Linked DNA regions of Homo sapiens: all the other regions are linked to region 3. Evidence: read pairs that join two places in POLR2A ChIA-PET (ENCODE). Cell type or tissue: PC-9. All regions are shown on one strand. Region 1 overlaps MLXIPL (MLX interacting protein like). Region 2 holds the start of METTL27 (methyltransferase like 27). Region 3 holds the start of ABHD11 (abhydrolase domain containing 11).

What was found. ChIA-PET counts read pairs that join two places held together with the same protein. Peaks named below come from ENCODE experiments on the same cell type or tissue, not always from the same donor. Only the 100,000 strongest peaks of a DNase experiment are listed, where the experiment ranks them.
Region 1: POLR2A ChIA-PET joins it to region 3 with 13 read pairs; 21 of 35 experiments call an interaction of 5 or more read pairs at or near these places.
Region 2: POLR2A ChIA-PET joins it to region 3 with 20 read pairs; 21 of 35 experiments call an interaction of 5 or more read pairs at or near these places.

What each region holds. Positions count from the first base shown.
Region 1 is chr7:73,603,592-73,606,091 of GRCh38, forward strand. MLXIPL (MLX interacting protein like) reads right to left here. Exons shown (of 17, transcript NM_032951.3): 6 at 2,319-2,500; 7 at 2,097-2,177. Among named protein-coding and RNA genes, the nearest start is that of MLXIPL, 20 kb to the right of the region's middle. In PC-9, no CTCF peak of the experiment used is centred here; no DNase peak of the experiment used is centred here.
Region 2 is chr7:73,841,114-73,843,613 of GRCh38, forward strand. METTL27 (methyltransferase like 27) reads right to left here and starts at 1,403. Exons shown (of 6, transcript NM_152559.3): 1 at 1,377-1,403; 2 at 905-1,031; 3 at 1-85. The coding sequence starts at 1,027. RefSeq lists an enhancer at 1,042-1,341 and a silencer at 1,462-1,561. In PC-9, no CTCF peak of the experiment used is centred here; a DNase peak (open chromatin) is centred at 1,428; H3K4me3 peaks cover 1,810 bases; H3K27ac peaks cover 939 bases.
Region 3 is chr7:73,737,865-73,740,364 of GRCh38, forward strand. ABHD11 (abhydrolase domain containing 11) reads right to left here and starts at 938. Exons shown (of 6, transcript NM_148912.4): 1 at 782-938; 2 at 464-599. The coding sequence starts at 906. RefSeq lists enhancers at 737-1,394, 1,395-2,051 and a silencer at 959-1,058. In PC-9, no CTCF peak of the experiment used is centred here; DNase peaks (open chromatin) are centred at 524 and 1,157; H3K4me3 peaks cover 2,228 bases; H3K27ac peaks cover 2,401 bases.

The DNA of each region.
Region 1 (2,500 bases), 130 kb before region 3:
CGTGGGGAAGGAATTAGGAGGTCACTAAGACTAAGCTTTATCCCAGGGACCCTCTTTCTGTCCCCAGGGGCTTCGATGAGACGGGCTGAGCCTGGATATCTACCTGGCCCGCACATAGCTCCGGGGGTCCCTAAATGTGTGGCTATCGGGAATAACCTGCAAGACCTACAGCGAAGTGAGGAAGGCCACTTGGAAAGTCAATTGTGAAAACAGAGACATTTGTCCACATGTGCTTCTACTGACAGGAGCATCTCTGGGAGGACACTGAGGAATCAGTAACTTGGTGGCCCTGTGGTCAGGAGAGGGAGGCAGGGACACTCATGACTTACAAAAATTGCTTTAGGCCAGACGCGGTAGCTCACACCCGTAATCCCAGCACTTTGGGAGTCCGAGGTGGGAGGATCGCTTGAGGTCAGGAGTTCAAAACCAGCCTGGCCAACATGGCAAAACCCCGTCTCTACTAAAAATACAAAAAGTAGCTGGGTGTGGTGGCACATGCCTGTAATCCCAGCTACTCAGGAGGCTGAGGCACAAGAATCGCTTGAACCTGGGAGGCGGAAGCTGCAGTGAGCTGAGATGGACTCACTGCATTCCAACCTGGGTGACAGAGTGAGACTCCGTCTCAAAAAAAAAAAAAAAAAAAAAAAAAAAAGCTTTACAAGATATGATGCATGCCTGGGATTTTCTTTAAAATAACGCACTGGGCACGGTGGCACACACCTGTAATCCCAGCACTTTGGGAGGCTGAGGTGGGAGGATCTCTTGAGCCCAGGAGTTCTAGACCAGCCTGGGCAATACAGGGAGGCCCTGTCTCTTCAAAACATAAAAAAAATTAGCCAGGCATAATGGTGCGTGCCTGTGGTCCCAGCTACTCGGGAGGCTGAGGTGGGAGGATCACTTGAGCCTGGGAGGTTGAGGCTGCAGTGAGCTGTGATTGTGCCACTGTACTCCAGCCTGGGCAACAGAATGAGACCCTGTCTCAAAAATAAATTAAATTAAAATAAAATAAAATAGAAACATAACAGAAGAGAAGGAATGTTCTCGGATAAAAGACTGGCCAAGAGTTGATAAGTCGGTGACATCAGTGATGGTGACTTGGGAGGTTTTTGCTGAGCTACTCTTTCTCTACTAGTGTGTGCATGTTTGAAATGTTCTCTAGTAAATAGTTTTATTTTTTATTTTAATTTTTTTGAGACAGAGTCTTGCTCTGTCACCCAGGCTGGAGTGCAGTGGCGCGATCTCGGCTCACTGCAACCTCTGCCTCTCAGGTTCAAGCAATTCTCCCACCTCAGCCTCCTGAGTAGCTGGGATCACAGGTGCCTGCCACCACGCCCAGCTAATTTTGGTACTTCTAGTAGAGATGGGGTTTCACCATATTGGTCAGGTTGGTCTCGAACTCCTGACGTCAGGTGATCTGCCTGACTCGGCCTCCCAAAAGTGCTGGGATTACAGGTGTGAGCCACCATGCCCAGCCTAGCAAATAGTTTTAAAATGCATTGTGTGAAAAATAAATAGACCCAAATAATTCAAAGTTCTTCTCTCCCCTGAGAGAGTCCCAGCCTTCACTGCTTTCTTGGGAGCCCCTGGTTCCCTGGCCAGGTACTCTCTTGGGCCCTGCCCCCATTGGAGGCCACACCAGCTGGACAAAAGGAGACCAGGAAGAACCCTCAGAAACCACCCAGACCTGCCAGGCATGGTGGCTCATGCCTGTAATCCCAGCACTTTGGGAGGCCAAGGCAAGAGGATGGCTTGAGCTCAGGAGTTTGGGACCAGTCTGGGCAACATGGTGAAACCCATCTCTACCAAAAATACAAAAAAAATTAGCCGGGTTTGGTGGTGCACACCTGTAGTCCCAGCTACTCAGGAGGCTGAGGCGGGAGGATCACTTGAGTCTGGAGGGCAGAGGTTGGCACCACTGCACTGCAACCTTGGTGACAGAGTGAGATGCCATCTCAAAATAAATAAATAAATAAAAAGACAGAAAAAAAGAAACGACCCAGACTATCAGCCCTCCCAGAGGGGCCTGGGATGGGCTCATCGGCCTTCCTCACACAGACCCTGCCCGTCCACCCGACCTGGGGAGGGGCTCGCCCCACCTGAGATGTCCATGAAGTCATCCAGGCTTGGCTGCAGTGGCGTCAGGTCCGGCTGGATCATGTCAGCATTGCCGACGTAGGCTGGAGGCAGCAGTGGCGACATCAGCAGCAGCAGGCAGGGAGGAGCAGGGTCCCCACCCCCATCCCCAGCCATCCCTCCCTTGGCCTCCTGGAATCTCACAGGCCTTCACCCCTCTCCCCTGCCCTTTCTCAGACCCTCACCATCCTCAGGCGGCAGCTGCAGGGGCGAAGGGCCGGACTGAGTCATGGTGAAGAGAGTGTCTGAGATGTCGGACAAAAAGCAATTGAGGTCCAGGAGCTGCCGCCCACCCGGCTCCTCCTCTGGGTCCCCCAGCAGCACGGGGACCACACTGGAGAAGAGCTGTTTGCACCATTGCTCCGGC
Region 2 (2,500 bases), 100 kb after region 3:
GGGCACTGTGGGGCGGGCCTGGAAGGGCTTGTGTGAGGCAGTCCACTGCGAGGCGGGGCGCACGGTACAGCAGGGTGGCCACATCCTGGGGAAAGAGTGCCGGGCCTACAACACCGGTGCCCCAGTGTTTGGGGGATCTCCCTTATGGGGTGGTCTCAGAGTCTGCCAGGCTAAGCTGTGTGTGTTGGGGATCAAGCCTGGCTGGGGCTAGCGTGAGGGGACGCCCAGGCATGAGGTGCTTCCCATTGCTAAAGGGCCAGGACTGGAGAGTTAGCCCCCAGCCCACTGTACAGTAGACTCAGCCCTCCAGGGACCTTCTCTCCTGGCCAAGCGGCTCTCTCTGCTGAGTCCACATGACTTTTTTTTTTTTTTTTTTTGAGACAGAGTCTCCCTCTGTCACTCGGGCTGGAGTGCAGTGAAGAGATCTTGGCTCACTGCAACCTCTGTGTCCCGGATTCAGGCAATTCTCCTGCATCAGCCTCCAGGGTAGCTGGGATTACCAGGCGCCTGCCACCACGTGGGCCTGGCTAATTTTTGTATTTTTAGTAGAGTCAGGGTTGCACCATGCTGGCCAGGCTGGTCTCGAACTCCTGACCTCAGGTGATCCGCCCGCCTCGGCCTCCCAAAGGGCTTAGGATTACGGCTTGTGAGCCACCGCGCCCGGCCCCACAGTGACTTCTCAATAGCACCTCCTCCAGGCAGCCCCCCTCAGGAGGTCATGGCCCCTGATGGGGCTGCCAATCCAGAGCTGTGGGGCGGGTTCTGGAAGGGGCAGGACTGTAGGGTTCTTAGCCAGGCCTCACTTCGTCCTCACAGCCGCCCCCGGGTGCAAGGCTGATTCCCCACTTTACAGGTAGAAAAATGGAGGCTGGTCTAGTGGAGGCAAGGCCCCAAATGAGTTTACCTGGTCGTAGTCCGGAGCCCAGCGGTCATAGAAATGGAGCTTTTGGGCCAGGTCGGGGATGCCATGCGCGGCCCTGACCCGCGCCCGCACCTCGGGCAGGCTCCCACCCTCCTCCTGGGCCATGCTCCTGTGGGGACACCGTTGCCCTGTCTCGAGGTCCACCTCAATCGCCCATCCCCTCCTTTCCCCCTTCCCTCCTCCCCCTTCAGAGGAGGCTGCCAGGCCTCCTGCCAGCGCGACCCCTATCCCGGCCCCTATCCCAGATGGGGACACTGAGCGCAGAGAGGGCGGGCTTGGATATTTACACTCTGGGGCTGCAGGGCTGGGGGAAGGGCAAGGTGGGAGAAGGGGGTGCCCCGCGGCTGGAGGAAGGACCTATCTTCCTCTTTTCCGCCCTCCGACTGAGAGAGGGTCGGAGGTGGGCGACATCCGGAGCGAAACGGTCTCGAAGGAGGCCGGAGTCAGAACTCACCGCCAATCCAGCGCGCCTCGGGCGTGTGGGCAACAGGACTCGGGGCGGGGCCTGTGTTGCGACCCTGGCCACACCCTCACCGCCTGCCCGCAATGATTGGTTTTCCGCTGAGAGAAAATAGCCAGTCAAAGGAAGGCGCTGGCAGTCTGCCCGCCCCCCCCCCCCCCGCCAGCCAATGAGCTCAAGGCTTGTGGCCCTCCTCCAGCCTTGGTAGAGCAGGGACTGCGGAGATGTTTTCCTGCTGTGCGGGTTTAGGGGCTTCTCGGTGGTCTGGCCCCGGCCTCCCCCTCCACCGTCAGGTAGCAGCACCTCCACCATCCCCCTCCAACTGCCCTCCTGCCTCCTGAAGTCCTTTATGCTTCCTGAAAGCATGAGGTTTGTAGGCACTGGGGAGTCTCTGAATTCTTATGGGCAGGAGAGGGACCTAGGATTAGCTTTCATTTTTACTTTGTATTTATATTTACTTATTTTGTTTTATTTTTGTTTTGTTTTATGAGACAGGGTCTCACTCTGTCGCCCAGGCTGGAGTGCAGTGGCTTGACCATAGCTCACTGCAGCCTTGAACTCAAGCTCAAGCCAGCCTCCTGCCTCAGCCTTCTGAGTAGCTGAGTAGCTGGGACTACAGGTGCATGCCACCTTGCCCGGCTTTTTAAATTTTTATCTATTTATTTTTATCTTCGTAGTTTTTGTAGAGACAAAAAATGTTGTCCAGGCTGGTCTTAAACTCCTAGTCTCAAGCGATTCTCCCACCTCTGCCTCCTGGCAAATTTTATTTTAATAATTTTATTTTAAAAAACCGTACTGGCAAATTTTATTTTAATAAGTTAAATAGCCACATGTGGCTAGTGGCTACTGTATTGGACAGCAGAGAGAGTCTTGCGGCTGGAAGTGTGACCTGAAGATACGCAGCGTCAGCCTCCGTAACATCTTGGTTTCCTCTAGGAGATGCCCTAGGGAAGCTTGTGAGAAATGCAAAAATTAGGCCGGGGCGCAGTGGCTCACACCTGTAATCCCAGCACTTTGGGAGGCTGAGGTGGGCGGGTCACTTGAGGACAGGAGTTTGAGACCAGCCTGGCTAACAGGACAAAACCCCATCTCTACTAAAAATACAAAAATTAGCCGGG
Region 3 (2,500 bases):
AGTTTCCAGACCTAGGAGGCCCAGATGAAGAACCTGGGGCCACTCTGCCAGAGAAGAGCAGGCCCCAGGGTTGTGACCACGTCTCTGAAGGGCTGGCCTGGCTGGGTGGCAATCTCGGAGAATGCCAGGAAGGAGACTCCAGGAATTTCCAACAGTAGGAGCACAGAAGAATGGGCTGCCATAAGAGGTGGTGAGCTCCCGGTCATCCCTAGTGAACAAGCAGGCCCCTTCATGGAAAGGGTGCAGGCGCCTAGGCATGGGCCAGCCCCGATGGAGATCTACAACATGAATTAATGAAGATGGCAACGTGAGGGAATAAATGGGGTTGCCGTTCAGGGTCCATACTCAGAGTGAGGGATCTGGAAGTGAGCGTGAGAAGCGGGACCCCCCCTGCCCCGCCTCCTCTCAGGCCCCGCCCACTCCCGCCCAGCCCCAAAGGAGCCCCGCCCACTCGAAAGCTCACCCTACGGCCTGTCTGCTGGGCCAAGATCTTGGCGATGGAGTTGAAGTTAGTTTTGCTGCCGAAGAGCCCGTGCAAAAAGACGACGGCCGGGAGGGCTGCCTCCCCGTCCAGAAGCCTGTAGGAAAGCGGAAGCGGCCTGGCAGGGGAAGGATCGAGGTCAGAGTCTGAGCCGGCGGAGACGGGGAAAGGGGTAGGGGGAAAGAGCTTTGGGGGAGAGGCCTGGGAGGTGACAGGCCCAAAGGGAGGAGATGGGGCCGTCGGGGCCCGGCAGGAAAAGGAGGACAGAGGATGGCCTCCCGCCCGGTGCCCTTGACTGACCTCGGCTCGGCGCCCCCTCGGCCGCCGCTGCTGCTGCTGGGTGCGACAGGCACCCTCGCGAAGCTAGGGCCGTGGGGGCCGAGTCCCTCACGCGGGAGCCTCCAGGCTCGGGTCCAGCGGAGCATGCTTGCAAGCTGTTGGCCGGCTCGCATCTCACAAGGTACGTCCTCCCCGCGCTCCTTCTCCCGCCCTAGCTCGCAGCCCCGCCCATTTCCGTCTTCAGCCGCCCCGCCCAGTTCCGACTTGAGCCCCGCCCTCTCCCCGCCCCCATCGCGGGATTCTCCGCCCTTGGTCCCGTTTCCTTACGTATCCCCGAGAACAGTCCGGCCCCGCCTCCATCCCCGCCCCTTACGCCATTACGTAATCCCCGCAGGCTTTGCGCGGGTCGCCCTGAGCGCCGCACCTGGCCTCGCCCTAGGCTGGGCAACCCGCGGTGCTTGCCCCTCCCCTCGCGAAGCGCCGCGGTGCGTAGAATCTGGGAATTCGGTCTGCGCCGCTCTGTGCGTGCTCGGTTCTGGTTGCAGCTTAGGGCTCGGTTCCCGCCCCGCACCTGCCATCGCTCACTGACCTGGGTGGCTGCCATCGTTTCTGTGCCGCCGGCGGGGGCGAGCGGCGCCAGGGTGGCTCTGGGCGGCGGAGTGCCAGTGTGGTGGCGCCGTGCTCCACTGCCGGGGGCCCGGGCAGGTTGGGCGGAGCACGGACACCCACCCATCCTGGAGTCGTCGATCTAGAAGGAGCTCGGGGGCACTCTAGAGCTCTTCCCCAAGCCCCTTCGTCCCTTTTACGTTTGGGGAAGGCTCCCCCAGTCTGATCCCACCTGCTTTTCTGCCCATACTCCCCATTCTCATACTCCCCTATCAGGCACCCTGCCTTTCAAGGTCTTCTCCACACCCCACCTCCTGCTGGGGTGCTGTCTGTCTTCCAGATAGCCAGTTGCCCGAGTCCTATACTTTTTTTTGGTGGGGGTCTTACCCTCGCCCAGGCCGGAGTGCAGTGACGCGACCGTAGCTCACTGCAGCCTCGACCTCCTGGGCTCAAGCGATCCTCCCGCCTTTGCCTCCCGAGAATCTGGGACTACAGGCGCAGACTAATTTTAACATTTTTTTTTTTTTTTTTTTTTTTACTGAATCATGGTTACAATTTTTTTTTTTAGGCCGGGTGCGGTGGCTCACGCCTGTAATCCCGGCACTTTGGGAGGCTGAGGTGGGCAGATCACCTGAGGCCAGGAGTTGGAGACCACCCTGGCCAATATGGTGGAACCCCGTCTTTACTAAAAATACAAAAATTAGCTGGGCGTGGTGGCGGGTGCCTGTAATCCCAGCTACTCGGGAGGCTAAGGCAGGAGAGTCGCTTGAACTCAGGAGGCGGAGGTTGCAATGGGCGGAAATCATGCCACTGCACACCAGCCTACCGGACGGAGACAGACTCCGTTTAAAAAAAAAAAAAATTGCCGTGGGTGGTGGCACGGCCCTGTAATCCCAGCTACTGGGGAGGCTGAGGCAGGAGAATCGTGTGAACTTGGGAGATGGAGGTTGCAGTGAGCCGAGATCTTGCCACTGCATTCCAGCCTCAGTGACAGAGCGAGACTCCATCTCAAAAAAAAAATTTTTTTTTTAAAAAATAGAAGCGGGGGCTTGCTATGTTGCCCAGGCTGGTCTCGAACTCCTGGGCTCAAAGTGCTGAGATTACAGGCATGAGCCACCACACCTGGCCCAACAA